Linked DNA regions of Homo sapiens: all the other regions are linked to region 1. Evidence: chromatin loops called from intact Hi-C (ENCODE). Cell type or tissue: dorsolateral prefrontal cortex. All regions are shown on one strand. Each heading gives the region's core, and the rest is flanking DNA. Links, peaks and the distances in the headings are about the cores only.

Region 1 (7,684 bases), core at 1,142-6,141:
CCTTGGCTCCCAAGAGGGGAGCCAGGAGGCCAGGCCTGCTTGAGAGAGCAGTAGCAGCACACCCTGCAGGGCCTCTGCAGGCCTGGAGGCAACCGGGTCACCAGGCAGGAGGGCCCCAGACTCTTCTCCACACCGCTCTTCTACTATATCCCTCTTTGGGGCCACCCCATCCCTCCACTGTCCCGACACACACCTGTCCTTGGTCCACTTCACAGCAGGGGCTGGATCTCCCACTGAATTGCAAGGCAGCCGAACATCTTTCATCCAAGGTGTTGTCACGGTGCCCCCAAAGGAGATGATCTTTGCTGGGGCTACAGGGAGGAGAGGATGAGGGCCACTCCACTTCTACCCCTGCACAATATCCTGGCCTCCTTCCTTAGGGCCCCCTGGATTTACAGTTCAAATCCTCCCTCCCCGATCTGACCTCCACCTTGGGCTTTTGGTGAGGGGTAGGTGTCAGGGAATATTGGCTGGGAGACATTGACTCAAGAAACATTGATGAAATACCAGTTATGGTCAGGATCACAAGAGGCTCTGAGGATTCAAAAAATGAGTATGATTTATTCCCTGTCCTCACGTTGATCACCATCCAAGAGGGAGACAGATACTTAAGGAAAAATTATAACGGGGCAAAATGCTATGGTAGGTGCAGGCACGAGGAAGCCTAGGGGTGCGAGGCAGGGGGAATGAATGCTGCCCATAAGTGGGCAGTGGAGGCAACGGCCGGGAATAGCATCTGGAATTGGAAGCTCTGACTTGAAGGTTAAGAAAGACTTTATAAGCAGGGAAGGAGACACATGTCAAGAAGAGGGAATAGCACTAAGCACAGACATGGAGACCTGAAGCTCACGGCAGCTGTGAGGGTTTGCAAATACTCTGGGGTAACCAAAGCTTGAGTCCAAGGGGACGGGCAGAAGTAGAATCTTGGGGGCTTTGTTGGCAGGGCCAGGAGACTGGACTCCCTCTTAGAAAGCCGCCACCAGAGGGTTATAAGAAGTGGTGTTGGACAGGCCTGGTGGCTCACGCCTGTAATCCCAGCACTTTGGGAGGCTGTGGCAGGCGGATCACCTGAGGTTGAAGTCAGAAGTTCAAGACCAGCCTGGCCAACATGGCAGAACCCTGTCTCTCTACTAGAAATACAAAAAATTAGCCGGGCACGATGGCAGGTGCCTGTAACCCCAGCTACTCGGGAGGCTGAGGCGAGAGAATCGCTTGAACCTGGGAGGTGGAGGTTGCAGTGAGCCGAGATCATGCCACTGCACTCCACGCTGGGTGACAGAGCAAGACTCTGTCTCAAAAAAAAAAAAAAAAAAAAAAAAAAAGGAGTGGTGTCCTCAGCCGATTTCAGATGCATCCTGGCTGCTTGCAGAGGATAGTTTGGTGGAGGGGGTCCTGGAGGACACAGAACGTGACAGGATGGTGGCCAGAATGCAGGCTGGAGGTGATGCGTAGCAGTGGGGAGATGAGGGGCTCAGAGCAAGAGCTGACAAAACTTAGGGTCTGGCTGGTTTGGGGGAAGAGAGCGGGGAGGGAAGGATGGCTCCCAGGATTCTGGCTGGGCCACCAAGGTGAGTGATGGCACCCTCATGGGAACAGGGCACACTGAAGGAGGGGCAGGCTTGGCAGGAAGGACCGGATGGCTTCATCTCATACTGAGTCCACAGTGCAGCCACAGCTGTAGCTAGACCACAGGTGGGTGCGTGTTCTGGAGCACCAGAGAGATGCCTGGACCAAAGACGCTGATCTGAGAGTCAGCAGGCATGATGAGGCCACAGGAGGGGATGCAGACTGACAGGGAAGTGACCAACTCTAGGATCAGCATGCACAGGCACAGAAGAGAGGACGGGAGTGTCCCAAGGGTGGTGGCGGAGGACTGGGTCAGCAGCATCACAGAAGGTGCGGGGCCACAGGTGCCCAGAGTGTGGTGGGTGGGTAAATGCATCTAGTGCCTGGGAGATCGCCAGGCCCAGATTTAAAGGAACCAAGTGCCCAAGTGCCTCAGAGAGTAGAGGAGGCCCATGGAGCTGGGGCCCTTCTTGGGGTGGAGGGAGAGTGAGAGTGAGGGAGCAGCTGAGAGGTTCAGGTGCATGGCGTGGGGGTGGGCTCCTGTGCTGGTCGTGCCAGGTGCCAAGGGGCTCTCAGAGCAGGGGAGTTCTGGGGTCTGCTTGGAGCAGTGGGGGCACCAGACAGGCCCGGCAGAGGGGTCCACATGAAGACGGCCTCCATGCGGGGGCGGTGAGAAGCCTGGGGGCTTTGTGGGTGTTCTCAGAGTTTCTCCAGAGATCAGGTTCCAGACCTGGTTTTGCCACAGGCTGGGGTTGGCTCCCTGAATCTGTGTCTCAGGGTGTGTGTGCATATGTGTGTGTATGTGTGGGTGTGTATGTGCATCTGCATGTGAGTGTGTGTATGTGTGTGTGTGTGTTAGTGTATGTGTGTGCGCAGATGCGTGTTTGTGCACATGCATGTGAGTGCATGTTGTGTATGTGCATATGTGAGTGTGCACGTGTATGCATGTGTGTATGCGTGTGTATATGCGTATATGCATGTAGTGTGTATAGTGTGTATGTGTGTGCATGTGTGCATGTATTAGTGTGTCTAGTGTGTGTGTGCGTGTGTATGCATGTGCATATGTGTGTGCATGTATTAGTGTGTATAGTGTGTATGTGTGTATATGTGTGCATATGTGTATGCATGTATTAGTGTGTATAGTGTGTATGTGTGTGCATGTGTGTATGCATATATTAGTGTGTATAGTGTGTGTATGCATGTGTGTGCACATTAGTATGTGTATGTGCGTAAATGTATGTGTGGGTCTGTGTGTATAAGTGTGTGCGCGTGCATATGCATGTGTTTGTGCGTGTGCACATGTATGAGTGTGCAGTGTGTGTGTGCGTGTGTGTGTATGGGGGAAGGGGGCAGGAGTGGTTGTCTTTCCCACCTCACAGGGCGGCTGTGAGGTGACGCTGTGTGAATGTGTTCTAGGAAGTCCACAGCTCTCTAGGACCGTGTTTATTTAATGCCCCCAGGAGAAGAGGCCAGCCTTCTGCAAAGATGCCCAGCCCTCACACTCCTGCCTCTGGGCCAGTGCTAGCTGTTCTGGAAGGGTGATAGGCTTTAGGCCCCTTCCCTTCCTGAAGAAGAGGTTGGTGGTAGGGGTTAGGGGGTGGTAGGAGGTGCTGAGGCTGTGTGGAAAGAGCCCTGACTTGGCGCTGGGAGAGCTAGCTCACTCCTTCCCGGTTGTCTTTGCAGCCCATGCCACTCCTGCCTCAGGTTGCTCAGCTGTGGAATGGGTCAACAAGCCCTGCTGGCAGGGCAGGTGGAAGCCCCTGGCCCACCGTAGGCCCTCGATCAGATGCTGGCTGGCTCTGAGCCCGCGGCAGGGTAGGGCTTGGGGCTCTTGTGTTTGGGCCAAGAGAAGCTTGAGTGGCCCCGGTAGGCTGGCCAGGCTGCGCAGGCACCACCTCCTCTCGTCTGGGCTGCGGTGGATAAGAGAGTGGGGGAGTGAGGAGGGGCCCAGGGAGGCCCAACGGCAAGTAGAGGACCTGCGGTCCTGGGCTAGTTGTGGCCAGTTCCTACGCCCCAGGGAGAGGCAGACGCTCAGCCTTGCAGCTCTACCTGCGCGGCTGCTACAGCTTGCCCTTGGGATGAGGCCTTGGAAGTGTCATTCCTCTGAAAAGTGGGGGTGCAGCCCCCATGGCACACCCATGTCCCGGTCAGAGATTCAGTGGGGCACTCCCTAAGAGGGTCTGATTCTAGCCCAGAGCCTTCCTTCACAGCACGCGCTCCGTAAAGGTCTGCGGATCGCAGGAATCCGCCATCGCTGGAATCACCCCTGCCCGGTGTCCAGTTCAGCACGGGGGCTCTCCTTTGAGCCTCAGCTGCTCTGTGGAAGCAGCACACCCGGCTGTAGCCACCTCTGGAGGAGCTGAGCATTGGGACAAAGGCCCGGCTTTGAATTGGGGGTAGAGGCGACTCCCCCTTTTTCAAGCTGGGAGTAGGGTTTGGACTCGGGAACTGAGTGCACCCTGTCCACCCGCCCCAGGCAAGAGCCGGAGGCAGCCTGTTGTGAGGCTTTGCTGGAGTCAGGGGGCAGCAGAGGCCCAGTCTTGGTGTGTGCGGGAGGCAGGCGGGTGGCCAGTTCCTCACAGCTGGGTGGCAGATAAAGCGGAGCAGGCAGAGACCCTGTCTGGGGAGAACCAGGATTCTGTAAGGGAGCTTTTGGAAGTGTTTGCCCCTCTGCCACAGCCTCAGGCTTCTCACCCTTGCCAGCAGGCTCGATGGTCACCTTCTCGCTGCTGTTGCCCCGGCCGGCAGAGGTGACGGCGGCCACCCACAGCAGATACTGCTGACCGCGGTTTAGGTGGGCGATCCGGTAGAAGAGCTGCTCTGGACTCGTCTCGTACTCGCTGGGAGCCTGCGGGGCAGAGGCAAAGAGGCTCTAAGAAGCAGAACTGGGGCCCTCCAGCGTCCAAATCTTCCTCAGTGCCCGGGGCTCAGAGGAGAGGATGGCGGGGTCGGATGCGAGGCAGGATTCTGTCCTATTTGCCCTTTCCAAGTTTTAGAGATGCAGCGGACAGAGTGTGCCCTGGGTTTGGTCCCTGGGAGCTGATGGGCCTGCCTCGCGGTGTTGCTGGGTCAGCCTCAGTTTACCTCTTTAACTGATCCACGCTCTGGCAGCTGTGGCTCAGGCCAGGGGATGTGAGTACTTTAGGTGAGGGACGGGGTAGCCAGGAGAAGGGAGAATGGGGGACAGGGGGTCCCAGGAAAGCCCTGAGGAAAGAGTCTTCAGGAAGAAGGCAAATGACTGCCTCTGCCTGATGAGGGTTGGAGACAGGCTCCTGCAGCCTGCTCTGGCTCCCGTCACCTCCTAGCCCTGCCGTCTAATTACCACTCCTGCATTTTGCAGGCAGCACGCCCGCCCGTCCAGGGAGGAGGGGGCGGGAGAAGGAACTATGAAAGCTTTACTGGGTAGCACTTTATTAATGATTATTAGTGGTATAGATCACCATATATATTTGTAGGTTATACAAATCTATAAAATTTTTTTTAACAAAATGACAGTTTTGACAAGTTGCCAACAAAACAATATCGGATCCCAGTGGTTTTACCAGTTGCTTTGATGAAAAGATTATGTTGCCTTGGAAACCAGAGGCTCAGATATTGAAATGAATTTGAGAAGGAGCTTTTGATAAGCGCTAGTTTGCAGACCTCCTGTCAGCCTCTTCCCTGGCACGGGCGGGATGGGGCTGACTTTCATTTTATTTTATTTTTTGGTCAGCCGCAGGGAAGGGAGAGGAGGACAGCACCAGGGCCCCTTTGAAAACAGAGCGGAAGTCCAGGGAGGGAGAGCAGCCCCAGAACAGATGGGGGCCCGAGGCCAGAGGGAGCTAATAATTAGTTATCTCTGCAGTCACAGGATCTTGCACACACACGCTCACAAGCACACACACATGTAGACGCATGCACACATGCTGAGGAACAGACCTCCAGGCATGTATGGGCACAGAGGGACATTCTTCATGCCCCATAGTGGGGCTGAGAGGCCCAATAACTTATAACAGGAGGAGACATCCTTTTTGGCCCCAGGCCATCTGCAGGGAAATGTTAGGGGAAAAGGCACAGGCATCTCTGCAACACACACACACAGCTCCCTGGCATATTCCTCCTGCCTCCCTCGTGGGGGTCTGGCCTTGAATCCAGGAGGTCCGGGGGGGCAGGTGCAGAGCCACCCTTGAGCCCTGGTGGTTGGGAAGCCCTTTCAGGCCACAGCACCCTGGGACTGGTGTGCGTATCTGTCGTTGATATGTGCTTGAAGTGTGGGGTAGTGTAGTGGCTTCAACACCCTCCTGCCCTTCCTCCTGGGCATACAGCCCGTAAGGTTGCCCATAGTTTCTGGACGCTGTTTTCTCTCTTGCAAACTAGGGAAGCAATACAGCTCTGCCCAACCTGTGTGTGACTGAGGCACAAGGAGGCAGGGGTGTGCACGTCCTTTGTAAACTAGGACATATTCTTCTCCGGGCTTGTTTTTGGTGACAGTACAGGAACGTATGTGTTTCTATGTACATGTGCATGTGTGGAGAACAGCTGAGTGTATGTGCTTGTGTGCATCAGTGTATACCTGAGTGTATATTTGTGCCTACACAGGCAGGGCAAGAAAGTTTGGCCTCTTCTTGTAGGTATTAGCATCCAACCCAGATACTGGGCGCTTTCCTTTTAACCTGGACACCCCGTGAGTCTCCTGAAATCATGTTCAAAAGCACACAGACATAGCCCCAAATAAAGTTCCAGTGGATCAAAGGTTTTTGAAAAAAGGCAAGCTATGAAAGAAGAAACTATAGGTAAATATTTACCCATTTTTCTAATCATAAAAATCAAGGCAAAATCATAAATGGAAATGATTGATAAATTCAGCTTCTGTAAAAAGAAAAACTATGATACATCAAAAACAGAATCAAAGGCTGGGCATACTGGCTCACATCTGTAATCCCAGCACTGTGGGAGGCCAAGGCAGGTGGATCACCTGAGATCAGGAGTTTGAGACCAGCCTGACTAACATGGTGAAATCCCCTCTCTACTAAAAAATACAAAATTAGCCAGGCGTGGTGGCGCATGCCTATAATCCCAGTTACTTGGGAGGCTGAGGCAGGAGAATCGCTTGAACCTGGGAGGTGGAGGCTGCAGTGAGCTGAGATTGTGCCATTGCACTCCAGCCTGGGCAATAAGAGTGAAACTCTGTCTCAAAACAAAAACAAAAACAAAAACAAAAAACCAGAATCAATAGGAAAGCAATGAATTGGCAGATACTTGCAACTTATATGACAGAAAATGGCTATTATCCTTAATATGTAAAGAACACTTATAAATCAATAAGAAAAATATGAGAAACCCAAACAGAAACCTGGACAAAGGACGTAAATTGACAATTACCCAAAGAAGAAAAATATAGCCAATAAACATATACAACCTAACTAGTAACCAAAGAAAGGTACTTTAAAATAAGGCACATTTATAAAAAATCCATCTAACAAAAATAAAGCAGAACAAATCAGAAAACAAATGTGGGATCAGCATAGGTGCAAAGGACAATACTGTTGGCCACTCACCCTGCTGGTAGAAACATACATGGGTGCAAATGCTCCGAAGGGCAATTTGTAAGTCTGTATGCAGAACTTTAAGAATACTTATTCTTTGTGACCCAGGAATTCCTATAGAAATTTACCCTAAGAAAATATTAAAATATGTGCATAAAGATTTCTGTGAAGGATGTTCATTGAGACGTAATTTATAATGGTGAAAATTTCAAAGACACATTAAATACAGAACAATGGGAGACTGGTTAAGTAGATTCTGTATAAACAGCCACTCAAGATCATGTTTTAGGTCAGGTGCGGTGGTGGCTCATGCCTATAATCCCAGCACTTTGGGAGGCTGAGGAGGGCGGATCACTGAGGTCAGGAGTTCGAGACCAGCCTGGCCAACATGGTGAAACCCTGCCTCTACAAAAATACAAATATTAGCCAGGCGTGGTGATGTGTGCCTGTAATCTCAGCTCCTTGGGAGGCTGAGGCAGGAGAATCACTTGAACCCGGGAGGTGGAGGATACAGCGAGCTGAGATGGTGCCACTGCACTCCAGCCTGGGTGACAGAGCAGGGCTCCGTCACATACACACGAAAAAATGTTTTA
Region 2 (6,131 bases), core at 1-5,000, 99 kb after region 1:
GGGAGGTGGATGTTGCAGAGAGCTGAGATCACGCCATTGCACTCCAGCCTGGGCAACAAGAGTAAAACTCTGTCAAAAAAAAAAAAAAAAAAAAAAAAGGAATAAAGGTCTAATTAGCAGTGGCAAGAGGTTTGCCAGATGCACACAAAAGTGAGCATTCAAAAGTCAAGATTAAGTAGTGTGATGGTTCCCCCCAAAATAAAAAATAGAATTACTATACGATCCAGTGATTCTACTTATGGGTATATATCCAAAAGAACTGAAAGCAGGGAGAGAGATATTTGCACACCCAAGTTCATAGCAGCGTTATTCACAATAGCCAAAAAGGTGGAAGAAACCAAACTGTCCATCAACAGACAAATGGATAAACGACATGTGATATATACATACAATGGAATATTATTCAGTCTTGAAAAAGATGGAAATTTGGGCACGTGCTTCAACATGGATGCGTCTTGAGGACATTATCCTAAGTGAAATAAGCCAACTGCAAAAAGGCAAATATGGCATGATTCTACTTTACTTATAGGAAGTATTGGAGTTGTCAAGCTCATAGAGACAGAAAGTAGAATGGTGGTTGCTAGGGGCTAGAGGGAGGGAAAAGGGGGAGTTGTTTAATGCAGGGGTTCCCAACCTTGGGGCCGTGGACCAGTACCTGTTCGTGGCCTGTTAGTAACTGGGCCTCAGAGCTGGAGGTGAGTGGCAGGCGAGCGAGCATTTCCTCCTGTCAGATCAGCAGCAGCATTAGATTCTCACAGGAGTGCGAACCCTATTGTGAACTGTGCCTGCGAGGGATCTAGGTTGCACGCTCCTTATGAGAATCTAATGCCTCATGATCTGAAATGAAACAGTTTCACCCGTATCCCCCTACCCCTGTCCCGTGGAAATATCGTCTTCCATGAAACCAGTGGGGGACTGCTGGTTTAAAGGGAATGGAGTTTCAGTTTTACAAAAGGCAACTGAACTTAAACATGACTGAACTTAACCCTTAAAAATGATTAAGATGGTAAATTTTATGTTATGTATATTTTACCACAATTAAAGTTGAAAAAAAATTTAAGTCAAGGCTATAAAAAGTTGGAATGAGTGATAGGTGGGATTTGAACAATGAAATCACTTGGACACAGGGCGGGGAACATCACACACTAGGGCCTGTCGGGGGATGAGGGGCTGGGGGGAGGGATAGCATTAGGAGAAATACCTCATGTAAATGACGAGTTGATGGGTGCAGCAAACCAACATGGCACATGTATGCCTCTGTAACAAACCTGCATGTTGTGCACATGTACCCTGGAACTTAAAGTACAGTAATAATAATAAAAAAAGTTGGAATGAGTGTCTTTGTCAGGTAGTGAGTCTCCTGTCACTGGGGGGTATTTAAGTTGATGCTGAAGAAACCCTTGGCTGAGATATTGCGTAGGGGATTTCAGTCTTGAATAGAAGAAATAAACCAGACCATCCTTAAGAACCTTTCTCCCCCAGCGATTTAGAAGTTCACGGCTTAAGGAATGTTGGAGCTGCAATAACCCTTGAGGATCATCTACTACGGGGATTTTAAAATGCGTGTGTCTGCACGTGCATTTGCACACTTCCACCCCAAGGCCTTTGCTGTCACAAATTCCTTTTGGCCTGAAATGCTTTTTCCTTGACTTACTTCTGGCCTCATTCAGGTCTCTGCTTAGTAGACAGCTCCTTGGAGAAGTCTTGTCTGACCACTCTCTAAAAATTAGACTGTGTCCCTCGTCCCTGCCCAACTCTTTACTCTGCTTTATTTGTCCTTGGAGCACACGCTGCTTCTGTTTGAGAGCAAGAAGTTATTTTGGTTCACCCTGTATGCCAGCTCCAGAAGACATCTTGCACACAGCAGATGCTCAGTGAACATCTGATGTGTTGAATCAATGAATCCTGGCAGTGGAGGAGGCATCTCCACATGGGGTGAGGCAGCTGAACTTCCAACCTGGACTCCTGTTCCCAATGTGCCCTGTGCCCTGGTTGTCTCTCCCCCTCTAGCCACTGCTGCCACATTGCAATGGTTTGGGCCACTATTTCCTCTTTGGGCCACTTTGATCCTTTCCTTGTTTCCCCAGCTTGGGACATAAAGCAAGATGGATGGTTTGGAGCTAACAGAAGAGAAAAAGTACAGACAAGAACACAGCCCAGGTTGTCTGGACTGTAAGCCATGGTGGTCTTATCTTAGTGAGGCCCCTGCAAGGCCTCCCAGCTGAGCCCATGTGGGCAGTGGGACCTCACACTTCCCATGGCAGGGCCCAGGGGGAAGGTGGGAACAGACACTCCCTCAGTAGCATCCCGGCTTCTGTGTCCCTCTCCGACTAAAGATGTACCTCTTCTTCGTTAGGTGATTAGATTGGAAATGCTACCCCCAGCCCGAAGAGGGACTACTAGCAACACAGGGCTGCTGGTTTCAGGATGGAACCACATTCAAGTCCAGGACCCAACATTCAGATCAGAGGTATGTGAAATAGAAGATGCAATGAGGCCGGGCACTGTGGCTCATGCCTGTAATCCCAGCACTTTGGGAGGCCAAGTAGGGTGGATCACTTGAGGTCTGGAGTTTGAGACCAGCCTGGGCAACATGGTGAAACCCCGTCTCTACTAAAATACAAAAATTAGCTGGGTATGGTGTCAGGCTCCTGTAATTTCAGCTACTCAGAAGGCTGAGACAGGAGAATCGCTTGAATCCAGCAGTGAGCCGAGATCGCATGACTGCATTTCAGCTGGGAGACAGAGTGAGACTCCCTATCAAAAAAACAAAACAAAACAAAACAAAACAAAACACAAAAACAACAACAACAACAACAACAAAAAAAAAACAGTGCAGGCGATGTAGTGCTGTGCTCTGAGGAAAGAGAAGCCCTGGACTCAAGCTGCCTTGGGTGGTTCCATCTCTGCCTGTCTTAAGGGGAGCTCAATCTCTTACACATGAAAGGTTTCCACAGCTCGGGCCCTTGTGGAAGAAGCCCTGTGTCCAGGCACCAGCAGCTATAAACTTCCCCTCCCCAACTCTTTTAGGTACCTCTCTCCAAGCACTGTACTTTGGATTTGGAGAGAGATCCAGGTGAAATATCTTAAATTGTTATAAAAACTGCGAGAAAAGCACCCCGAGGTGCATGAATCAGTGGGCACCCATGTGCTGAAATGCCTATCAAATACTAGGCACTGTGCCAGGCACATCTTCCCTCTCTTGACCATTGGTACACACCTAGGAAGACCATCCTTCTCTTCCTTTACAGATGAGGAAATTATGGCTTGGGCTAAGAGACTTGTTCAAGCCACACATCTAGTGAGTGGAAGAGCCTGGACTCACACCTGGGGCTCCTGAACACAAATTCAGAGCTGTTTCCTCCAACCCTGCTGCCAGGAAAGTGTGTGCTGCATGCTGGGGGTGCTTTGGCTAACCCCTTCCCCGTGAGGTGGACTTCTCTCTCCTTTCTGGGCAGAGGTTGGTCCCCTGGCCTCTTCATTCTTCCGATGGAGGCTTCCCTCTCACTAGCCAGGGCCACAGTAGGTGGGTGGGCAAATGGTGAGATGAGACCAGTTTTGGAAGACATTACAGTTACTGAATGAAAGAGTGGATGAATGATCTCACAGGCTAGTGCAGAGTGAAGTAAGAGGTTAGGGGGACTCAGAAGCTGAGGCTTAGGGAGAAAAAAAATCCTGCCATGATCAGTTGCCATGTGTTAGTGGGAAGTGTGATCTTGGGCAGGTGGCTGAATGTGCCTGCAAGGGAGCATGGTGCATGCGCTGGCATGTTGTGTACCTGCACTGGCTTGTGAACCTGTGCTCGTGTGTGTACCTGCACTGGTGTGTGTACCTGCACTGGCATGTTGTGTATCTGTGCTGGCATGTTGTGTACCTGTGCTGGTGTGTGACCCTGTGCTGGTGTGTGTACCTGCACTGGCATGTGTACCTGCGCTGGTGTGTGACCCTGTGCTGGTGCATGTACCTGTTGGGTACACTTGCACAGGCTGATGGGGCATTGTAGGGGACAAGAAAGGGGCTGGCAGCTTAGGGAGGCATAGGTCCCAATGGGTACTATACAGAGCTCTGTATTTGGAGGTTTGAGACCTGCCACCTACCAGCTGTGTGGCTTTAGGAACACCTGTTAACCTTTCTGGGCGTTTGCTCACCCCCAAATTAGGGATTCTAAACCCCGATTTTCTCTGTTCGTGGAGTTCTTCTGTGGTGTCCATGCAACAATACTTATGAAAGGCTGTTGTGATGTATATGCACTGCATGCTTATAGGGCAGTTTTTTTTTTGTTTGTTTTGTTTTTTTTAAAGATCTTAATACTAAATGGGAGGCAGGTCTATGATGCGTATGTAGTGCATAGGTATTCACATGGGGTTGGGAGCTGCTTTTCCACTATTGGAGTCAGATGCCTTCCTGAAGCAGGAAAACCAGAAGCTGAGGAAGGGGTTTCCTGCTTTGCCTCCCCCATTTCCTCTGCAAGGAAGGTCCCAGTAGGCAATGGGGGATATGGAGTCAGAGGGAGGAGGAAGCGAATAGGGTGAGGCTTTGCATTGAGACCAGGCTTTGGCCACAGGGTCAGAAAAAAATCGTTGTCTCTCTTGGAAGAGAAGAGCTACTTAGTCTGTCACAGCTCAAGTCTGTTTCCTGGGGTAGCTTCAGGATGCCAGGGCCTCGAAGTACCTCAACTGGCCCCCAGGGACCTCCCAATTCAAAAAGAGAAATTGCAATCAATACAGGTTACCAGTTGCTGCTCCATGCAATACAGATTTATAAAAACAGTGTCGTCAGCCTGCAGTGTGGAGCCTGCAGATAGTTCATAGGACTAATGAGATAACTTGCCCCACAATCAGGGCTGTCCTTTCCTCCCAAGCTATTTGTGCTGTGGGGCAGGGCAGTTGAGGGTGATGGATACTTCCTGGCTGGCGGGAATTAGCTCCTGCCTGGGGGCCCTGGCACCAGGGCAGCCTGCGGGGAGCAAGTCAAGGCGGACTCTGCAGGGCACCTTCCTTTCTTTCCTTTTGGTTCCACCTGCTGATGGTGAATAACCTGGGAGTCCCTGCCAGCCTGGGTTTGAAAAAACCAAGGGAAGCCAGGCCCATCCTTCTTCCTCTCCTTTCCTTGGACTCTGAACTCCTAGGATTGTAAACCCTCAACTCAGTACCCCAGAGGGAGATTTGTAGCAGAGTGAAAAGCACATGAGATGTGAGTCGGGAACAGGGATTCAAGTCCCAGCTCAGGCCAGGCTGGCTCTAGGTTTTAGATCCTCCTTGTTTTGGACTGAATTGTTTCCCCCAACATGTTATGTTGAAGCCTTAACTCCCAATGCAACTGTATCTGGAGATAGAGCCTTTAAAGAGGTGGTTAAGGTTAAATGAAGTCATGAGGGTGGGGTCCTGACTGATGATGCCCTTATAACAAGAGGAAGAGGCTGGGTGTGGTGGCTCATGCCTGTAATCCCAGCACTTTGGGAGGCTGAGATGGGTGGATCACGATGTCGGGAGTTTGAGACCAGCCTGGCCAAGATGAAAAAACCCGGTCTCTACTAAAAATACAAAAACTAGCTGGGCGTGGTGGCGGGCGCCTGTAATCCCAGATACTCGGGAGGCCGAGGCAGGAGAATTGCTTGAACCCAGGAGGTGGAGGTTGTGGTGAGCTGAGATCGTGCCACCACACTCTAGCCTGGGCGACAGAGCAAGATTCCGTAAAAAAAAACACACACACACACACACACACACACAAAACACAAGGATGTGCACACACAGAGAAAAGGCCATGTGAGGACACAGCGAGAAGGTGGCCATCTGCAAGCCAGGGAGAGAGGCCTCACCAGAAACCACACCTGCCATGACCTTGACCTTAGACTTCCAGCCTCCAGAACTGTAAGAAAGAAATTTGTTTAGGCCACCCAGTCTGTGGTATTGTGTTATGGCAGCCAGAGAAAATGAATACACTCCTCATCTGGACATGCTCTTCCCTAGGACTCTTCCAGCACTAACAGACATTCTAGAACCGGGTCCTGCTCTGCAAAGACATGAAGATGGGGAGGGGAGAAAGGCAGAGGGGAGCCAATTCTGAAGGTCACCAGGCTTCAGGCTGTACTGTACAGGCTGGGTTCAGAGAATGTGATGGGGAAGAAAGAC
Region 3 (6,131 bases), core at 1-5,000, 220 kb after region 1:
TCTTTCCTTGCTAATGAGCAGCTTTTTCCTGGCACTGCCTGGATGGAGGGGAAGAGCTGAGGATGTCAGATGGTGACTAATAGAGTCATAGGGACTGGGCCTATGAAAAAGAGTGGCTGGATGGAAGGCAGAGTTGGCACCTTCTAGCATAGTCTAGGGTTGAGGCCTGCCTGCTGGCTGTTGCCCACCAAACAGTTCCTTGAAGGCCAGACACCAGTACCCAAACTCTGGGTCAGCGAGACTTCAGCACTAAGGACCATGAGGGCTTGGAGTGGCCTGGATGCAACTTGTTTCTTGCCTTTCTCAGAAGTGCTTCTGCCACTAAATGCTGTCCTGGAGGAGCAGCCTCTCTCCTCTAAAGGCAGCATCCCAGGACAAAGGCTGGTCTGTATCCAGAAAAAGGGAAGAGAGGGTTTGTCTCAGTCCTTCACTTCTGTTGGTCACACCCCAGGGGCAAGTGCCATGTTTTTTTAAAAAAGGATGGTCACTAACCCAAGTATTCAGAGAAGAGAAGGCTGAAGCAGGTGAGGAGGAAACTGAGAAGTCTAGGCAAACGCTCCCTTTCATGGAACCAGTAGTTTTCAGTCTGGAAAAGAGATTTCAAGGTAGCATGACAGACGGCTTCGAAATGTGAAGGGCTGTCATGTATGAGAGGGAGCACAATTGGCCCAAATGCCCGGAGGCAGAATCAGGACCTGCAATCCAGCCAACTGCAGACTTGGCTGTCTCACAGAGTCGTGAGTTCACGGATGACCACTCGTCGAGAATGCCAGAGAAAAGGCTCTCTCATGGGTGGCAGATGCTCTCTGAGATCCCTTCCATCCTAAGACTGTGTCTTTGGCTCCAGGCAACAGCCTAGCACAACACCCTGCACATAGTAGGTGCTTAGTCAATGTTTCTAGATTGTGAAATGGACAGTATTCAATTACACAGGGACATTGGTTTTCAGGTAGGTGTAGAGGCTTTCTCCAGCAAATCCTTTCAAACCGAAGATGTGGAATGCAGCTCTTAAATAGGGGTTAACAAAATTCTTGCAAATTAGAGTCACCCAGCGTGCTTACTTAAAATGCAGATTCTTGGGCCCCACTCAAAATTTGAATTCAGTAGGCCTGGAATGGGGACAAGAAATCTGCAATTTTTAACAAGCTCCCCAGATGATTCCCAAGCATGTGATTGCCAGGCGGCATTTAAATAAATGTAGACTCAGAAAAACATCACGGGTTCTTCTGGTTCCCGGATATAAGCCCTACCGGAGTTGTCATTGCCTTTGCCTTACCACATCCACTTGCCCCCCGGAGATGGGGAAGGACTCCATCCGATGCTGGCTGAACCCCAGGCAACGCTGAGGCCCAGAGCAGCAGGAAGAAGGCAAAGGCATCTTTCAGCATGAGACCCACTCTCAGACCCATGGCATTGCACGCTACCGAAAAGCCAGCCTTCGATATCCTTGCTATATCGCAGAGTCAGCCCTGACAGCCTGCCCACCTCCCACAGTGCTTCTGATCTCACGGCTTACCTTGCTGTCATGGCTCCACCTGGCCCTCCTACCTGGGTTCAGTCTTTGCTCCCACCTTTCCCCCAAACTGGGCTCTGCTTCTGCTTCCTCTACCTTTGGTTTCCCAGCCTGGCGCCCAGGACTCTGAGGCCATCCCCCACCAGTGGTGTCAGTCCTGTAAGCAGAAGCCAGCCAGCATCCCTCTGGGAGCTCTTCCACGTGCTGGACTGAGAAAGTGGAAGGGCTAGAATCCATGGCAGGAAGTACCATGGAGATACAGGAGGCTCTCCATGGTACTTCCTGCCCCTCTCCCACTGCCACTGGAAGGAGTGAACCCAGTCTCTTCCAGGAGGCTCTCTCTCACTGTGCCCACATCGCCGCCAAGTGCCCGGCCAGGCCAGAACTTCCCCTCCCCCTGCCCTTTCCCTACAGGGATTGATTTGTTTAGTTTCAACAGTTTAATCTTCTCCTTCCCTTGGAGCAGAGCTGTTTCCCTCTGATCCCTGGTGGGAGGCATTCTGTATCGGACTGAGTACAGGGGGGCTGGGGGAGGAAGGTAAAAGAGAAAAAAGAAAGAAGGAAGGAAAACATACCTCCTGGCAAAACCCAGAGCACCACTTACACAACATCTTTCCCCGCTACATTATTTATAGCGTGACTGAAACATTTATTCCTCCCCTGCTCTTCCAAAGAGCACCAGTGTTTCCGCTGAGCTGTAACAAGTACAGCAAGGCCGGCTGCAAGGCTGTATTGCTCAGCGCCATCACCAAACATTGGAGACACAACAGTGCACCCCAGAAAATGCCGTGGCTCCCAGCAGCCGGGAGGAGGGGCCGGGCCTGGGAAGAGAGAGGGCGTAGTTCCAGGATGCTGGGAGAGGAGGCCAGGGGAGGGGATCAGGACTCTCAGTCCAGAGAGGAATGGTGGCAGCGTTTCAGACAAACAGCTCAGGGGCCCACATTCAGCCAGACTTGCAGAGAACCCGAGGCCTAGACCGGCGAGGGGCCGTGGTAGGCAATTAGCCAAATCTACAACAATGACACTCTAAGGAGCGGTGGCTGCTGACAGGCTTTCTGAGCAGGTATTTTTATTTATTCAACAATTTATATGAATAAGTACATTTATGAATTGCAGTGGGATAGAGAGGGTGGGGACTTTGAATCCACTCAGATCTACTTCCCAGGGCCCCTCTGACACCTCCCTGCCATGTGACAGAGATCAAGTCACATCATCTCAAGGAGGCTCAGTTCCCCTTTCTGCAAAAATAGGGATGACAGCTCCTACCTTACATTGCTGTTTTGAGGTGTTACGCTTGTATATGAAAAGTACCTAGCGCTGTATGTGAATTTCACCTCAATTTAAAAAAGGGTAGGGGGCACTTAGCACAATGTCTACCCCGTAATGGACACTCCACAAAGGGAGCTCCTCGCATTTTTGGTTGACGAGTGTTATGAGTATTCATGGATTTTTGCGGAACTGTTTCCTGATGGCCTGGTTTACAAACTAATGACAATACATGGGGAGGCCTAGCATTCTCAGAGCCTCTAGCTGTCTTTAAAAGAATACACCCACAGACCCATGATGGTGGAGTTCCACACCCCTACTCCTCCTGGCTTTGCCTTAGCTGAACAAGCAGCTACCTTGTCCCTTTCACGGCCGCGTGTCTGCTGGGCACCTTCAGAACCACGTCTATCAACAAACACTGTGGTCTGCCTGCTGATCTGGGCACCCCCAGACCCAGCACCCTTTCTGCCTTTCCTTCTTGTTTCTCTCACTTTGCCATGCTTGTTGGTAGCCAGGCCAAGCCCCGCCCATCTCAGTGGAAGTCCTATTTCCTGCCGAAGTCTGTGCTGACAACTCCTGCCCTTATGACCCTCCCTGAGCCCTCGAGCTGCTCCCAGGCTGGCCTCTGACCTATGGCTTTTCACAGTTGTGATGCCTTGTTCATGTGGGCCCAGTCTCCCTGACCACACAATCGGCCCCTTGAAGTCCAGGACTAGCTCATTTTCTTCTCTGGTGTCCCCAAGGGGACTGGAAGTCGGCTCGTACGAGCTGGGCAGTTATAAACAAGTCAAAGGACATATCTAAGATTTGGTTTCTTTTCTGTAAAATGAGGCTACCTCAATGGAATAACAGCAATGACAGCCACAAGCACAGCTAACCCTTCCTGTGGGCACAGAGTACGCGAGCTGTGGTCTAAGAGCCGAGTGCGTACTCAGGAACACTCAGGCAGGAGTGGCTCCGGGTTTTTGGATGTGAAGTGCATATGATTTTGGCAGTCTACTTATAAAATAGGGCCTCAGATTGGGTCTGTGCAAATAAGGGGCTCTGAAGCTTAAGCTGCAATGGCTTCCTGGAAAATCTATCTCTGCAGCCAGGTATTGTCATTGTCCCTATTTTACAGATGAGGAGACTGGGCCCAGAGATAGTAACTCGCCCACCATCACACAGGCAGCATGCGTGGAACTGGGATTCACACCAGGCAGCATGGTACCTGAGCCCATAATCCCAACGGCCTCAGTCCCTGCCCAGGACACGGGGCTAGTAAGGTGTGAGGCAATGCCACACAGCCCTAAGACACTGCCAACGTATAGGTTGGCAAAGAGTCAAAAAAGGAAAGAAACAGGGATCTATAGTCAGCCCAACCTCCTCATTTCCCAGATGAGGAATCCATTGCTCTGGGAAGTCAGAGACTTTTGCAAAGGCACACACAACACCAAACACAGTCCAGGACCCTCTCTCTCTATTGCCTGCGTGAGGATTGAGGAAGGACTTTTGGGCAGTTGGTCAGTGGCTGGTTCTCCTCCATCACTGCGGTCAGAGCTCAGGGCTGCTGCTGAGAACCCTGTAATGCTCCGAGGGGCTGTTTGTTGGCCTCCTTGGGCCCCAGGAAGCAGAATAGTATGGTGAGAGGGGCATGGATCTCAGAAGGCCCTGAGGTCACATCCAGCCTCCGGTGCTTCCTACCAGTGGACCCTCGAGCCAGCCTCTTCAGCATCAATTTCCACATCTGTAAATTGGGAGTGTTAATACCTGCTGTAAGCGTGCTGGGGATCAAACAAGATCACACATGCAAAGAACCCACCCAGTAGCTAGCATTTTCCATAGTGGATTTTAGAAGTTGTGTAATCAATGTTAGTGCCCCTGCCTCTGTCTAATAGTCAGACGCCTACATTATAACAGAGTACCCCTAGGACTTCAGGCCTTTGTTCTTGTCTTATCCCTGGTTTGACTTTCTGCCTGTTTCCTGATCTGGCCTCTCAGCTGCTGCCAAATGCCCCTGAGGACAAAGCTGCTGCCGGGCCTCTCTCTCTGGGTACTATCCCAACTTCCCACTCCTCTCTCTCCCTCACTGAGCCTGTGTCCCACCCCCAGTTCTGCAGAACAGCCTCAGCCTCAGGTGGTGGGGAGTATGAGGCCTGAGCTACGGGCAAAAGACCCCTCTGAAGGGCTGGCCCCGGCAGGAGTGCATTGTCTAAAGGAAGGTCGCAAATTCAGGCTTGGTTTTAGATGTGGCTACCTCAGAGGGCTATAAGCCTTGATCTCTTCTTCTGTAAAGTGGTGATTTCAATGCCTCTGCCTCTCTCAGGGTGGCTGGAAGGATGAAATGCAGTGATGGATCTGGAGTGCCTAGCAGATGCGTGGCACGTGGTAAGCTCTCCATAATGCAGGTAATTACTGTCCGAATCCATGTATTCACCATCATGCAGTTTTGGGGGTAGGGCTGTCAGGTGGGCAGTCAGCAGGTGTTAGTGGCCTGGTCTGGGTGGTTGGTTCATCCAGGAGTCTGGACAGCAGCTGGGGGGTCCAAGGAGCAACACCCAGCTTTCCCGAGATGGCTGGCAGGCTCAGGTGGGACAAGGAGCCTGCTCTCCTGACAAAGTCAATGTTGGTGGTTGGGCACGATGGCTCACGCCTGTAATCCCAGCACTTCGGGAGGCCAAGGTGGGTGGATCACTTGAGGTCAGGAGTTCGAGACCAGCCTGGCCAACATGGTGAAACCCTGTCTCTACTAAAAATACAAAAATCAGCTGGGCGTGGTGGTGCATGCCTATAATCCTAGCTACTCGGGAGGTTGAGGCACGATAATTGCTTGAACCCGGGAGGCAGAGGTTGTAGTGAGCCAAGATGGCACCACTGCACTCCAGCCTGGGTGACAGAGACTCCGTCTCATAAAAAGTAAATAAATAAGTCAACATTGGTAATGGTTCTGCCCGGGGTCTGACTAGCCCCTCACTCTCTAATGGGCCAGCTTGCCAGGGTGGCCGGGGCTGGGGGCGGTGCTCATCTCCTTGGGCACTGAAGAGCCAGCCCAGACACTGAGACTGGTTCCAGATAGTTAACTCCTTTCTGCTTCTTCCCAACTCTTCCTTCCTCTTTGCATCCAGGACTCAGTTTCCCACTAGCCCCTCAGCCTGACTTCCTCCTCTGTTTTAAGTGCCTCAAAAGCCACCTCCTGACCTGAAACAGAATCCAACCTTCAGAGTTGATCGTTGATTATAGCACCCAGAAAAAGGTGGTTGGAGGCTTGGCAGCATCCTTACTCCCAAGAGGAAATGCTGCTTCCCATTCAGTATCCAGTACTTTTTCCTGTCCCATGAGCCACCCTGTATCCGAACACATCGAAGGCAGATTT

What was found. Peaks named below come from ENCODE experiments on the same cell type or tissue, not always from the same donor. Only the 100,000 strongest peaks of a DNase experiment are listed, where the experiment ranks them.
Region 2: a loop joins it to region 1, with 2.2 times the contacts of the local background. A loop is called at or near these places in 1 of 110 quality-filtered maps.
Region 3: it touches region 1 in a loop (2.2-fold over the local background); 1 of 110 quality-filtered maps calls a loop at or near these places.

Annotation. Positions count from the first base shown.
Region 1 is chr11:117,439,626-117,447,309 of GRCh38, forward strand. It overlaps DSCAML1 (DS cell adhesion molecule like 1), which reads right to left. Exons shown (of 33, transcript NM_020693.4): 21 at 4,261-4,414; 22 at 194-311. Among named protein-coding and RNA genes, the nearest start is that of CEP164, 120 kb to the left of the region's middle. RefSeq lists an enhancer at 2,931-3,911. In dorsolateral prefrontal cortex, for the core only: a CTCF peak has its summit at 4,097; a DNase peak (open chromatin) is centred at 4,106; H3K4me3 peaks cover 340 bases; H3K27ac peaks cover 1,418 bases.
Region 2 is chr11:117,539,533-117,545,663 of GRCh38, forward strand. All of the region lies in intron 3 of DSCAML1 (DS cell adhesion molecule like 1), which reads right to left. Among named protein-coding and RNA genes, the nearest start is that of CEP164, 210 kb to the left of the region's middle. In dorsolateral prefrontal cortex, for the core only: no CTCF peak of the experiment used is centred there; no DNase peak of the experiment used is centred there.
Region 3 is chr11:117,661,741-117,667,871 of GRCh38, forward strand. The region is part of intron 3 of DSCAML1 (DS cell adhesion molecule like 1); the gene reads right to left. LOC105369515 (a long non-coding RNA gene) reads left to right here. Exons shown (of 3, transcript XR_948060.3): 2 at 5,085-5,166. Among named protein-coding and RNA genes, the nearest start is that of DSCAML1, 130 kb to the right of the region's middle. RefSeq lists an enhancer at 1,042-1,727. In dorsolateral prefrontal cortex, for the core only: CTCF peaks have their summits at 2,135 and 2,342; DNase peaks (open chromatin) are centred at 1,871, 2,351 and 3,297; H3K4me3 peaks cover 1,565 bases; H3K27ac peaks cover 5,000 bases.